Regions from separate parts of the Homo sapiens genome. Here regions 1 and 3 are each linked to region 2. The links are chromatin contacts, found by Hi-C or POLR2A ChIA-PET in ENCODE. All regions are on one chromosome and are shown on one strand. The core of a region is the stretch at or near the end of the contact, and the rest is flanking DNA. Distances in the headings are between cores, read along the strand shown.

Region 1 (4,881 bases), core at 552-3,051, 170 kb after region 2:
TGGTGTCTGATGGGGCATAATTAGGCTAATTTATAACTAATACTTGTGGCAATAGCAAGCGGTTTTAAGACATAAATACATAGCTCAAAAGGGGGCAAGCAGGATGTGATTGCCTCTCATTTTAATGCCTCTTTGGGCCTAATAATTTAACTCACATTCCTCAAATCAAAGTTATTTTTTCATTATTCACTATTCAAATTATTACAAGTGATGTTGCTTTTGGTGACGTTATTTCTTGAAATGGTACACAGCTCTTAATGAATTCCAGACCAAACAAAATACAATTACTATTCAATTTTGGGGTAATAACATTCCTAGAAACTTCAACGTACATTAAAAGTGTGGGAAAATGCTTTGTGTTTATTTTTTTAATTTTTATTTTTTGAGGTGGAGTCCCGCTCTGTCACCAGGCTGGAGTGCAGTGGCACAATCCCGGCTCACTGCAACCTCTGCCTCCCGGGTTCAAGCGATTCTCCTGCCTCAGCCTCCCGAGTAGCTGGGATTACAGGCGTGCGCCACTACGCCCAGCTAATTTTTGTACTTTTAATAGAGACGGGGTTTCATCATGTTGGCCAGGATGGTCTTGATCTCCTGACTTTGTGATCCGCCCACCTCGGCCTCCCAAAGTGCTGGGATTACAGGCGTGAGCCACTGCGCCCGGCCGCTTTGTGTTTATTAACAAAGATAGGTTCAACTCTCAGATAATTAGTTTTCACTCACCGAATGTTCAGCAGGACATTCAGAAATCGTGTGTATTACGGGATTTTCTTTATGTAGCATCATCTGTTACACTGTAGGGACATTTATATTATATCCCTAGCTCTGGCCTTCCGATGCCTGTGGTTTTGCCAGCCATTGTTCTGACCAAAAGCCTTCCCCGGTGGACACGGTGGCTCACACTTGTAATCCCAGCACTTTGGGAGGCAGAGCGGGGCAGATCGCTTGAGGCCATGAGTTCCAGACCAGCCTGGGCAATGTGGGGAAACCCCATCTCTACTAAAAATACAAAAATTAGCTGGGCATTGGTGGTGTGCGCCTGTAATCCCAGCTACTTGGAGGCTGAGGTGGGAGGATGGCTTGAGCCCAGCAGGTCTAGGCTGCAGTGAACCCTGATTGCGCCACTTCACTCCATCCCGGGGGACAGTGAGGTTGTGTCTCAAAAAAACAAAAATAAGGCCGGGCATGGTGGCGCACGCCTGTAATCCCAGCTACTCGGGAGGCTGAGGAAGGAGAATCACTTGAGCCCGGGAGGCAGAGGTTGCAGTGGGCCGGGATCGCGCCACTGCACACTTCAGCCTGGGCGACAGAGTGAGACTTCGTCTCAAAAAAAAAAAAAAAAAAAATCAAAAAACCTTCACAAAATTTTAAATGCTTAGTCTCGGGACACCATCTCTTGGAAATTTGTGATGAAGCACAGTATCCCCAATAATTAACACAGTGCTTAGAAACAGTGGAACTACAAATCTTTAAAATGATTTAAAAGCATATTTGTCTGATAAAGGACTGCTGGCTTGCCCTCCTATGATCCATAGCTTCGCAGTCCCCAAACAAGAAGCTGTGATTCAATACGCAGTAGCAAATTCAGGGTGACAACGAGATACTCGCGACCTAGCCCGTGATTTCCTTTTCTTTGTTAGTTTTCAATTCCTTCGGGATTACAGGGAGGCGCTCCGGCCTCCTCCCTTAGAGACTGTCGCATTTCCGCCGCTAGGCCGGAAAGCACCACCGTCCTCCCGCAGGCCGCAGAGGGCTAGGCCCAGCTACGGCCCCGCGCGTCACCGGAAGTGAGGCGGCGGAAGTAGTGTAACCAGCTGGGAGCCAGCCGGCAGGACGCTGTGAGTTGGCGTGCTAGTGGGATGGCAGATGAGGAAGAAGACCCCACGGTGAGTGACCGTCTCTGTCCAAAACCTGTCTTTTCTTCACTCCTTCGGGCTCAGTAGCGGAGGCAGAGTTCAGGATCGGGTCTGCTTGCCTTAGTGAATTCAGCGGACAGAGTTCGGGGACTTCACGCCCTAAGGATTGATCATTTTAGAAAGTGGGGAAGGACATGAAGGAAGAGTAGGTTTTGTGACCCCTTTCCCCTTGATTTTGGTCTGTATTTGCCAGACACTGAAACACGTACAGAATCATCAGAGATCAAAACTAACATCTATTAGCGCGCACTATGAGCCAACAGTTCAATTGTTAACAAAACTGTACTTACTGTGAAGTAATGGGAAAAGAATGCATTGAAAGTCAGACAGCCTGGATTTCAAAATTTCCATTCTCTCTGAGCAAGTTATTTAACTTTGAACATCAGTTTTCTTTTTATAAAATAGGGTTACGGGCTTACTTAAGGAACGTTTTTAGCACTGTATAAGCAAATGCATAGGAAATATTAGTTTTGCTTACTACAAAGTCTACAAAGGTAGACTTTGATTCAGTATCAACTGTTTAACAGTAACAGTAGTAATAGGCCACCTTAGTTGTTTAAAAATAAAACTTATGGTCATTGGAACTCTTACAAGTAGAAGCAGTAGGATTATTAGTTAGGAACATTGTAGAAGCCATTTTTGCATGAGTTGGAAGTTGGACTAGATACATAGGCTCCTTCAATGCTAAGGTTTCGTGGTTTTTTTTTTTGCTGCTTCCTTTGGCTTTCTGGCCTATCTGTTGAAAAGGAAAAAAAAATGTCATTATTAAAATATCAAATGCAAGGCAATTATTTGACATTTCTATATATACATTTTAACTTCTAGTTTGAGGAAGAAAATGAAGAAATTGGAGGAGGTGCAGAAGGTGGACAGGGTAAAAGAAAGAGACTTTTTTCTAAAGAATGTAAGTAGTATTTGACAATGATTTTGTTATAGATGATGAAAACTTTTGGACATGTCCTTTCAAAGTAGCTTTATTGCTTTGAATGTTTCCCTGTAGGGATAATATTCTCAGACTAGCCTATCAAATTCTGTTTAACTTTTGAATCAGATAGTACCAATCCTAACCCCAATTGTGTGTGTGTGTATAAATTGCTTTTTTTTTTTTTTTGAGACGGAGTCTCGCTCTGTCGCCCAGGCTGGAGTGCAGTGGCGCAATCTCTGCTCACTGCAAGCTCCGCCTCCCGGGTTCATGCCATTCTCCTGCCTCAGCCTCCTGAGTAGCTGGGACTACTGGCGCCGGCCACCACGCCCACCTAATTTTTTTTGTGTGTTTTTATTTTGCTTTATTTTATTTTTTTAATTTTTTTAGTATTTATTGATCATTCTTGGGTGTTTCTCAGAGAGGGGTATTTGGCGGGGTCATAGGACAATAGTGGAGAGAAGGTCAGCAGATAAACATGTGAACAAGGGTCTCTGGTTTTCCTAGGCAGAGGACCCTGCGGCCTTCCTCAGTGTTTTGTGTCCCTGGGTACTTGAGATTAGGGAGTGGTGATGACTCTTAACGAGCATGCTGCCTTCAAGCATCTGTTTAACAAAGCACATCTTGCACCGCCCTTAATCCATTTAACCCTGAGGGGACACAGCACATGTTTCAGAGAGCACGGGGTTGGGGGTAAGGTTATAGATTAATAGCATCCCAAGGCAGAAGAATTTTTCTTAGTACAGAACAAAATGGAGTCTCCTATGTCTACTTCTTTCTACACAGACACAGTAACAATCTGATCTCTCTTTCTTTTCCCCACATTTCCCCGTTTTCTATTCGACAAAACCGCCATCGTCATCATGGCCCGTTCTCAATGAACTGTTGGGTACACCTCCCAGACAGGGTGGCGGCAGGGCAGAGGGGCTCCTTACTTCCCAGATGCGGGCGGCCTGGCGGAGGCGCTCCTCAGTTCCCAGACGGGGTCGTGGCCGGGCAGAGGCGCTCCTCACCTCCCAGACGGGGTGGCGGCCGGGCAGCGGTGCTCCTCACCTCCCAGACGGAGTAGCGGCCGAGCAGAGGCGCTCCTCACATCCCAGACGGGGCGGCCGGGCAGAGGTGCTTCCCCACATCCCAGGGGATGGGCAGCCAGGCAGAGACGCTCCTCAATTCCTAGACGGGGTGGCAGCCGGGCAGAGGCTGCAATCTCAGCACTTTGGGAGGCCAAGGCAGGCAGCTGGGAGGTGGAGGTTGTAGCGAGCCGAGATCACGCCACTGCACTCCAGCCTGGGCAGCATTGAGCACTGAGTGAGCGAGACTCCGTCTGGAATCCCGGCACCTCGGGAGGCCGAGGCGGGCAGATCACTCGAGGTCAGGAGCGGAGACCAGCCCGGCCAACACGGCGAAACCCCGTCTCCACCAAAAAATACAAAAACCAGTCAGGCGTGGCGGCGCACGCCTGTAGTCAGGCAGGGAGGCTGCAACGATCCCAGATCGCTGCAGTACAGTCCAGCCTCGGCAACAGAGGGAGACGGTGGAAAGCGGGAGACGCAGACGAGGGGGAGGGGGAGGGAGAGCTTTTTTTGTATTTTTTGTAGAGACGGGGTTTCACTGTGTTAGCCAGGATGATCTCGATCTCCTGACCTTGTGATCCGCCTGCCTCGGCCTCCCAAAGTGCTGGGATTACAGGCGTGAGCCACTGCACCCGGCCTATAAATTGCTTTTTAAGTGAGCAAATGTAATTAGTGTTTTAATTTAGGGCAGAAGAACATACCTCCATTAGTTTTCCTCTTGCCTTTACAGCAGTAGAGAGGCTTCTTTGACTGTAAGCCACAGGTAATAATGGATCCTGCAACAGGTGTTGAGGGAGAGTAGCAAGTGAGTTGGGGCTTGGGCTTTGGACTAAGGCCCTGAACAAAGTAAGAAGGTGGTGAACAGCTGGGTGCAGTGGCTCACGTCTGTAATCCCAGCACTTTGGGAGACTGAGGCGGGTGGATCACTGGAGGTCAGGAGTTCGAGACCAGCCTGGCCAACATGATGAAACCC
Region 2 (4,758 bases), core at 2,174-4,673:
ACAATCTGGTACATAATCTGGGCATTGGTGCCTTCATCGGGGTCAGTGGCTGTGACCCGGGCCACGGCTAGCCCAATGGGGCTGTTCTCTTCCACAAACACATCAAACTCATCCTGCTCAAAGACAGGGGGATTGTCATTCACATCCAACACAGTGACTGTCACTTCCATAGGTGTGCGGGCTGGGGGCATCCCCTTGTCCACTGCATATGCCCGCAAGACATACTGGGCCACGTTCTCTCGATCCAGCCTCCGTAGCGTTCGCACGATGCCTGACGTGGACTCAACAATAAAGTCACCGTCTCCATCGTCGCCTCCTTGGAAGGTGTAGAAGACCCTGCCATTAAGTCCAGAATCACGATCAGTGGCTGAGATCTGCAGGACGCTAGTGAAGGGTGGCACATCCTCATAGACACTGCCCTGGTAGGAGTCTCGCAGGAACTGAGGGGCATTGTCATTCACGTCGTTCACCAGGATCTCCAGGTAGGTGGTGTCGGACTTCTGGGGAATGCCATTGTCCCGAGCAGTAATGGCCAGGGTGTAAGACACTTGGTCTTCATAGTCCAGCTCAGCCTGGGTGGTGACAGCCCCCGTGTCTGCATCGATGCGGAACTGGGGGATGCTGTCCTCCATGAAGTAGGTGATGCGGGCATTCTCACCTGTGTCCTCATCCGTGGCGCTGATCAGCACCACCGTGGTGCCTGCCGGCCGGTCCTCATTAACATTCACTGTATAGTGGGAGCTCTGAAAGACAGGACGATGGGTGTTGGCGTCGGTGACATTCACCACAATCTGTGCCGTGTCCTGCCGAGTGCCATCGGAGGCGGTAACAGCCAACACATACTGCCGCTCAAGTTTGTAGTCCAGTGGCAGGGCAAGGGATACCAGCCCACCACCACTTTGGCTGGTGATGGAGAAGCGGTTTCGAGTATTGCCACTGGTGATCTGGTAGGTGATGACACTATGAGCATCACGGTCCACAGCTGACACCGTCACCACGCTGGTGCCCACAGCTGCATCCTCATTGAGCCGCACTGTGTACTCTGGTTGGGTAAAGGTTGGATTGTTGTCGTTGACATCCAGGACAGTCACGCTGACACTGGCCGAGGCAGTGAGTGCTGGAGTGCCATGGTCTCGAGCTTCTACCCCAAAGCTGTAGAAATCAACTTCCTCCCGGTCCAGTTCAGCAGCCACAGAGATCCAGCCTGTGCCATTGTTGATGGTGAAGGGGAAGTCATGTCCCACCCCAGCAAGGCGGTATTCCAGGCGGGCATTGTCACCAGCATCAGCGTCGATAGCCTGGACATGGAGAACCAGGTAGCCTAAGGGGACACTCTCCAGGACAGTAGCCTGGAAAGGGGTGCTGACGAAGATGGGGGCATTGTCGTTGATATCCAGGACCTGTACTGTCACCAAGCCAGAGACATTAGAGAGTGGGGGACGGCCACCATCCTGTGCTCGCACCCGTAGGGTGTACTCCTTGGTCGTCTCATAGTCAAGAGGGCTCACCACATCCAGAGCTCCAGTCTGGGCATCCAGATAAAACTGTCCCCGAGCATTGCCACTCATGATGCTATAGTGCACCACGGCATTGCTCCCCTTGTCTCGATCCGAGGCTGTGACTCGGAGTACTGGGGCCCCTGGAGTCACATCCTCCCTCACCTGGACCACATAGCGCTTCTCACTAAACTGGGGGGCATTATCATTGTCATCCTCCACAGAAAGGAAAACAGCGGCTGTGGTACTCCGAGGACCCGGGTCCCGACCCTGGTCACTTGCCTCTACCGTCAGCTGGTAGGATTCCACCTCTTCCCGATCCACAGGGCCACGGGTTCGGATCACCCCAGAGCGAGGGTCGATCTCAAAGACTTCAGAGGGGCTGCCCCCAGACCCCTCCAGCAGGCGGTACAGAATATTGGCATTGGGAGGGGCATCACCATCCGTGGCCCTGACAGTGAGCACCTCATAGCCAACCTCCAGGTTCTCCCTGAGGCTCTCCTTGTACTCCTGCTGCTCGAACACAGGGTCATGGTCATTGGTGTCAGTAACCAAGATGGTGAGTGTAGCCAGGGCACTTCGTCGGGGCATGCCGTGGTCCTGCGCCGTGACCCTGAAGACGTGGGTGCTCTTGGTCTCACGATCCAGCTCCTCGGCTGTGGTTACTGCACCAGTGACTGGGTCCAGGGAGAAGAACTGGTTGGAGCGGCTATCAAAGAGGGCATCCATGGTGTACTCCAGTCGACCTGCCTCACCCTCGTCCGGGTCGATGGCCCTCAGGGATGCAACAGGGGTGCCTGCTGGCTGGTTCTCCGGCACTGTGGCCTGGTAGCTGGGGGGCTGGAACTGGGGGGCTGTATTTACATTCCTTTTCCGACGCCCACCCAGGGACTCTTCTGGTGACCTTTCCCCTGCCCTGAGCCCGGGGGCCTGTGCCAGCTTGCAGGACTGGCATCTGAGCCGTGGAGCCTTTAAGCACGGGTGCTCCTCGGGCAGTGTGAGCTTGCCCTGTGGGGAAAGGTGGCCTCCAATGCCCAGGAGGCGACAGCTCCAGGGGCAGCCTTCAGGAGCTGGTGGTAGGGGAATATGGGCCTCGGATTCTGGACACCAAACCCTCAGGCCATCGTGGTGGGGTACCAGGTGGCCAGTCAGCTCAGTGCCCGCATCCCTGCAGCGGCTGGTGTAGAGCCAGAGGTTCGACGCTGAGGATGGACAGAGCCAGCCCATGGGGGCGCAGGCCCCCGAAGAGCCTCGTCCCCTGGACCCCAAGGAACGACAGGGCCCCACTTGGTCTCCCAATAGTGGCGGCGGCAGCAGCAGCAGCAACAGCAGCAGCAGCGGCGGCGGCGGCGTTGGGAGGGGGACGCCGGTGGCCGGGCTCCGCATCTCTCCCAGCTCCCGGCCGGCGGCCGGGTCAACGGCGGCGGCGGCTCCTCCTCCGGCTCCTGCCGGCCCCGCCGCGCCTCATGCCCGGGCCAGGGCGCCAGTCCCCGGGGGCCTCCCGTGCGCCCCGCGGGGCCTGCGTCTGGATGGCTCGGCGGGACCCCGCGCTGCACCCTCCGACGAGCCCGGGCTCCCACTGCCCCCTGAGCCAGACCCGCTCCCGGGTCACCCTGAGCACCGCGGGCTGCCGCCGCGCCTCCACCTGCGCTCCGGGCACTCACCACCTGCGCCCGGGGGCCCCGCGGCGCCCCTGGCCTTGCCGGGCCCCGGGTTCCGGAGCCGGGGTGCCCCCTCCGCCCCTATGGGATCGCCCACCTGCGCCCGCGTAGCCGTGCGCCCCGACCCCGGCCCGGCCCCGGCGGCCCCCGACGGTCCCGCGCCGCCCGCTCGCGCCCCGCGTCCCCGCCGCGGCTGCTGCCTGTCGCCGCGGCCCCGGGCCCAGCCCCGCGCTCCCTCGCCTCCCCGGCGGGCGGGCGAGCTCTGCAGAGTCGCGGCGGCGGCTCATTACCATAGACCTGCTCGCGCCGCGGCCGCCTTAAAGCGGCAACGCCGGCCGCGCTGGAGGAGGTGGGCCCCACCCAGAGCACTCCTCCGCCCAAAGCGCCAGGATTCCCTCCAGCAGGACCCTCCATCCCAATTTCCCCAGGCCGGCCTCGCCAGATGCCCGGTGCGAATTAGCGATCGGAAGCCACACAGCCGATGATAATCATGGTGGAAGTACCCTAAGTATGCCTAGAGGTTTCCAAAACATTTTAAGGGCTCTCAGAGGCCAAGTTTCCAGTTCATTCCAGTCATAAAAGCCCTCGTTGCTGTCCCCTCCCATAGGTCAGACAGAGTTAAAAGGGCCCTGAGCAACACAACAAAGCCTCCAAAATCCCAGAGAAGCACCCACAATGAGTCACCGGGCCCACTCGCTCCCTACCGTCCCCTCCACCCCACCAGCGAGGCTGTTGTCTGACCAGCATGCCCCTTGGGGTCGGGCTGTTGGAAGAATGACCCCAGCCTCATGTTGGACACCACTTGGGCTTTTCCAGGGAAGTAAATTAGAAGGGTCAGAGTGGGTGGAAGCCAGGTGGTGCAAACACACTGTCACCAGATTCGGAGGCCGGCTGCGGTGGAGCCTAGCTTTAACACAGGCTTCCTGGATTCTAGACAAGGGGCTTACACTGCCCCCTGAGGTCCTGTCTAGAGAGGCGGCCTCTCATCCCCTCCTGCCTCCCTGTCCATGTCCTGCGGCTACCCCCTCCTTCCGCCACAGTTTTGTGACCAGCGAGGAGGCCTACCTGGTACCCGGGCTCCTGACCCTCTCCAAGGCAGCTTCATTTGAGAGGGTGTGCAGGATTCCAGGGGTTCTCCAAGAGGACCAGACATGAAGCTGGACCACACGGAGAGCCAGGCAGGAGCCGTGCAGGCGACCCAGAAAAGGCTTCCCTACATCCTGGAGCAGCCAGGGGCCCAGTCAGGTAGTCCCTGGGGGGATGCCCTGGCCTGGGGGGATGCCTGGGCCTGGGTCCCAGCCTCCAACACCACAGCTATGTGACCTTGCTCAAATTCTGTGCCTCAATGTCCCTTTTTGTAAAATGAGGGGATTGAATAAGGTGAATGGTTCTCAAATGTTTATTTAGCAGTAGAATTCTTTTCTTCAAAAGAAATCTGAAGTGGAAGGCCAGAATATAGAACAGATGAGTAGTGCTGCTGGGTTGAAGTGAGGGGGTCAGGGCCTTGCCCCTCTCCACCACTCCCCCAACCAAGAAATCCCTGGGCTGCTCTGTGCAACTTGAGGGTCTGGAGGAACCCATCTGAAAAGCACTGGATCAGG
Region 3 (4,476 bases), core at 453-2,952, 220 kb before region 2:
TACTGAGAGCACATTAATTAAGTTATTCACACACCATTTGGTATGTGGATTGTCTAATTTAAAATCTCTTCTGCAATAGTGCACTAAATGCCCCCTACAAGTCTTTATGATTTGAGAAATTGACTGCACCTGTCCACATTCCTAATTTATACCCAGGAGGCCTTAGGCACTGGCCTAGTGAAGCAAGATAGTATTTCCACTAGACTGTAACAGGGGAAACTGAGGACCTGAGCAAGTGACTTTTTCAAGGTCACAAAGTAAGTCTAACCTAGGGCCATATTCTGGCACACCAAACTATTTAGAGCATAAGGAGACCCTAGGAAGGTTCTGATCAACATCTAACTAGTGTTGGAAATTGAAGTCCAGAGAAATGAATTGCCCAAGGTGACATAGCTGGAAAAGGCCAGTCTAGGTCTGGATCCCAGGGCCCCAGCTTCTCAGATCAGTGTTCCATTTTATTCTACATGCCACATTTTAGCCATGCCGTGATTTTTATTCTTATTTTTTTCTTTTATTTAATCATAGAACCACAAGCTCCGTTCATTCATTCATCCACTCCCTCACTCATTTACAGGAACTCGGATTACTCCAGTGACCTCAAAAGGGAACGGCGAGCCGAGAGCCTGTCCCCTGAGCCCAGTACTTGCAGGATCATCCAGGCCCTGGTGGGTTTGGGGGCAGGACGGTTTCCATCGCCTGCTTCCTTCCCTCCTTTGCCCTCTGCGGCTTCCCTCTTGGTGAAGAGCGGACCTCGTCCCCGTCGTCCTTCTCCCCCCTCCCGTCACCAAGGAGTGGTATGTGCAGGATCAGAGTTCTGGAAAGGTTACACCCGGGTCCTCTCGCCCGGGTGAAATGTGAGCGCCCTGGGCAAAGGCTCCTTGCACATAGAAGGACCGAATCCGGGACTCCGCATGCCTCGCTCTTCACCCTCCTGCCACTAAGTCCGGAGAAGCAGCCCCAGCCCGCCCCTCCCCCGCCCACCTGTCGCCGCCCCCCACCCTTCCGCCGTGGCCCGGCCGCAGCACCTCCCCAGCCCCCACCCTGGCTCCATTGCTTCAGGTCAGCGTCACAGCCCAGGCTCCCGAAATAGCCCGGGGCCGGGGCAGCGACTCACCCACTGGAGAACTTTGATGAAGCCCAGCGGCTCCTCCAGCCGCCGCCAGCGCAGCCCCACGAGTAGGCGGTCCACCTGCGGAGACACAGCCGGCCGGGGGGTCAGGGCGGTGGGGAACCCTGGGAAGGCGCTGGTCCCCTTGCCCCACTCACACGCGGTCCAGGGGTGGGATAAGTGTGCAGCCCGACATCTAGGTGGAGAGGGGCGGGTGAGAGTCCTGGGCGCGCAGGGACTACCTGCTGGCGCGGCGACTTGTCCGCCGTGCGGCCGGCGCTCTCGGTCGAGGACATGCTGGCGCGGCGAGCGCTGGGCGCGGCGTGGTGGCTTGGCTCTCTGGCCGGGAGGCGGCGGACACGGCGGGGGAGCGGGGAGCTGCAGGTCCGGGGCAGAGCAGGCGAGCGGGGCCGGAGCGCGAGCGGCCGTCGGTGGGCCGGAGTCCAGTCTGGCTGGCTGGCTGGCTGGGACGCGGGGGCGCTGCTGTTCGTGCTCTCAGAGGCTGCGGCCGCCGCGGTGCCCCGCCGGCAGCAGAAAGCCCCCGACTCGGATTCAAACTTCTGTCAAACTCGCAGCGAACTTGGCCGCCGGGTCACGTGGCGTGCGCTCCCGAACCCTCCTCCCGCCCCCTCTGCTCCCTTTCTCCGCTCGCCGGGCACCTTAAAGGGACCAGAGGCCTCCGTGGTTAGTTCCGCCGCGGGGCGGGGGGGACTCCGGGTCCTCCTCGCCGAAGCCTCCGGGACCGGTCCCCACCGAGACACCGCGGCCGTCGGAAACCCTAGCCAGGCGCACCTGGACGCACAGGCTTCAGGTTTATCCTTCCCTATTTTCCTGGATTGCAAACTGCCCAGCGCCGGTTTTTCTCCTCTTCCATACCAGAATATCCAGAACGTAAAAGATTCTCAAAAGGCACGATCAGGGCTGTGAAACAAGGTTCTAAGCCTCACGATTAACATACCGCCAGTACCGACAAAAGGGCGATAGAATATAAGCTGCTGATTTTTTATCCTGTCTAGCTAGGTATTGTTTTGATTTTTTTTTAAAACAACAAAAGACATTTGTATGTTAGTGATTTAAAAGTTATTGGCCAGGCTTGGTGGCTCACGCCTGCAATCCCAGCACTTTGGGAGGCCGAGGCCAGAAGATCACGAGGTCAGGAGTTCGAGACCAGTCTGGCCAACATAGTGAAACCCCGTCTCTACTAAAAATACAAAAAATTAGCCGGGTGTGGTGATGTGCGCCTGTAATCCCAGCTACTCAGGAGGCTGAGGCAGGAGAATTGCTTGAACCCGGGAGGTGGAAGTTGCAGTGAGCCGAGATCGCGCCATTGCACTCCAGCCCTGGCGACAGTCCAAGACTCTGTCTCCAAAAAAAAAGTTATTAATCTTTAACAAGTAGAAACTTAATCTCCTTTAAAATGGTCATTACCATTTAAATGAGAGTGAAAAAAGGTCTTTGAGGAATGAGGCGCAAAGAATATATTGAAACGTACTGAAAAGTTGACGTCTGGCTAGGCGCGGTGGCTCAAGCCTGTAATCCCAGCACTTTGGGAGGCGGAGGCGGGTGTATCACTTGAAGCCAGGAGTTCGAGACCAGCCTGGCCAACATGGTGAAACCCTGTCTCTATTAAAAATACAAAAATTAGCAGGGCGTGGTGGCACGTGCCTGTACTCCTAGCTACTCCGAAGGGTAAGGCACGAGAATTACTTGAACCCGGGAGGCGGAGGTTGCAGTGAGCCGAGATTGCACCACTGCACTCCAGCCTGGACAACAGAGCAAGACTGTGTCAAAAAAAAGAAAAAAAGAAAAAGAAAAAAGGCAGACAGAAGTGGGGAGAGAGAGAGAGGAAAAAAAAAGAAAGAAAAAGAACGGGAAGGGAAGGGAAGAAGGGAAGGGAAGGGACTGGTTGGGTTGAAGTCGTTGCATTTTTTTAACTGTAACTTGGTCTCTAACTTTTGAAAAGCATTTGGCAGGGGTGAGCAGTTGAGAATATTCCACACTTGGTTTACGAGAGCATAAATATAAGTAGTAAAAGGTTAAGTGATTTGTCCAAGGACAAATTCCTGTGCACTGGCTTGTAAATATGTATCCGTCTCATCCAAGTCATTCCTGCAGGTCCGCCCCCCCAACCGCTCCCCCCAGCACATCAGAATGAATGCCTTTTGAACAAACATTTGGCTATTATCTATACAAGTCGCTTCCCTATTGAGTAAGTGCCTTCCCAGAGCCTTGGGATTTAGAGAGAGACGTGAGGAAGGCAGCTCGGGCTGGATCAGGCCACATGGACTTGAAGGAAACTTCTCCAGTGGATTTCCATGCAAATCTAGACTAAGCAAGGAACAGCTTAGCCCAGTCCCCAGTCCACAGTTTAAAAATTGTTCTGCCGTCTTAGGTTCCTGTTCTATGGAATAGGGATAATAATTTATGTTCCACTCACTTCACGAAGCTGTCATAAAAATTAAATAGTGTGATATATGTGAATGCCACACTACACAAACACAAAAACATACACATTACCAATGTCTTCAACAATATACATACAGAATACAACACAATCAAAAAAGAATCAGAATAACACAACAAAAATCCACTTACACACCAACCAGCCTTGTTAATCTTTAACTCTTTTTTGTCTCAAATCCATTATTTTCTTTAAATCCATTCTTTAAAAAAGAAAAAAATGCATAAAATTGAAAACCTGTATATCACCTCATGTCACTCCCTCCCTCCTTCCTCCCCAGAAATATCCATTATCCAATTCTGAATTTGTTTTTTTATCAGTCTCATGCATGGTTTACTACTTTTTCTATGTATATAACTATAGGAGCAATACCTAGAAACCCATCAGATGTAGTATTGTTTTTCAAATTGCTTTAAACTTTATCTAAATGGTATCATGCTTTAGGTAACCTTCTTCAACTCACTTTTTTACTTAATGTTGTGTTTGTGAGAGTCATCTAGCCTGATGCCTGTAGCTTTAGTTCATTCCTTTTAGCTATATAGAATTCTATTACATACATACGCATACTGCAGTCTATTTATTCTCATATTGATGGGCATTTAGGTTGTTTCCAAAGATTCTCTCTTACAAACAGCGCTGCACTAAATTTGTACAGACCTCCTTGTGCACATGTACATAGATTTCTACACAGCACTGAATTTCCAACTTTGTGTGTGTGTTTGTGTGTGCACACATGTGCGCTAAACCACAAACCCTGGTAAGAAATAAAATTTTACAACCTGACCCACTATATAAACTGGAACAAAAGTTTTGCAAAACACCCTCATATTTTCTATTCCATTTCATTAAAAAAAAATTCTGGTCACCTGGAGGCAGATCCAGGTTTTGTGGAGCCTAAAGTTAATAC

The links. Hi-C counts contacts between places; a loop is a spot of excess contacts on that map. ChIA-PET counts read pairs that join two places held with the same protein, here RNA polymerase II (POLR2A). Pooled maps may share reads with other maps.
Region 1: a pooled map shows a loop between it and region 2 (3-fold over the local background). The contact joins the promoter of TAF13 here to the promoter of CELSR2 in region 2. A Hi-C loop is called at or near these places in 2 of 50 pooled maps. POLR2A ChIA-PET finds 5 or more read pairs at or near these places in 3 of 52 experiments (A673, K562 and MCF 10A).
Region 3: a pooled map shows a loop between it and region 2 (2.2-fold over the local background). The contact joins the promoter of SYPL2 here to the promoter of CELSR2 in region 2. A Hi-C loop is called at or near these places in 3 of 50 pooled maps. POLR2A ChIA-PET finds 5 or more read pairs at or near these places in 2 of 52 experiments (A673 and common myeloid progenitor, CD34-positive).

What each region holds. Positions count from the first base shown.
Region 1 is chr1:109,072,923-109,077,803 of GRCh38, reverse strand. It overlaps TAF13 (TATA-box binding protein associated factor 13), which reads left to right and starts at 1,801. Exons shown (of 4, transcript NM_005645.4): 1 at 1,801-1,883; 2 at 2,739-2,817. The coding sequence starts at 1,857. RefSeq lists enhancers at 1,544-1,793, 1,894-1,953, 2,558-3,544.
Region 2 is chr1:109,248,204-109,252,961 of GRCh38, reverse strand. CELSR2 (cadherin EGF LAG seven-pass G-type receptor 2) reads right to left here and starts at 3,423. Exons shown (of 34, transcript NM_001408.3): 1 at 1-3,423. The coding sequence starts at 2,882. RefSeq lists silencers at 1,776-1,966, 3,065-3,164, 3,325-3,384 and an enhancer at 3,386-4,106.
Region 3 is chr1:109,463,772-109,468,247 of GRCh38, reverse strand. SYPL2 (synaptophysin like 2) reads right to left here and starts at 1,702. Exons shown (of 6, transcript NM_001040709.2): 1 at 1,351-1,702; 2 at 1,115-1,189. The coding sequence starts at 1,404. RefSeq lists enhancers at 1,270-1,769, 1,770-2,271.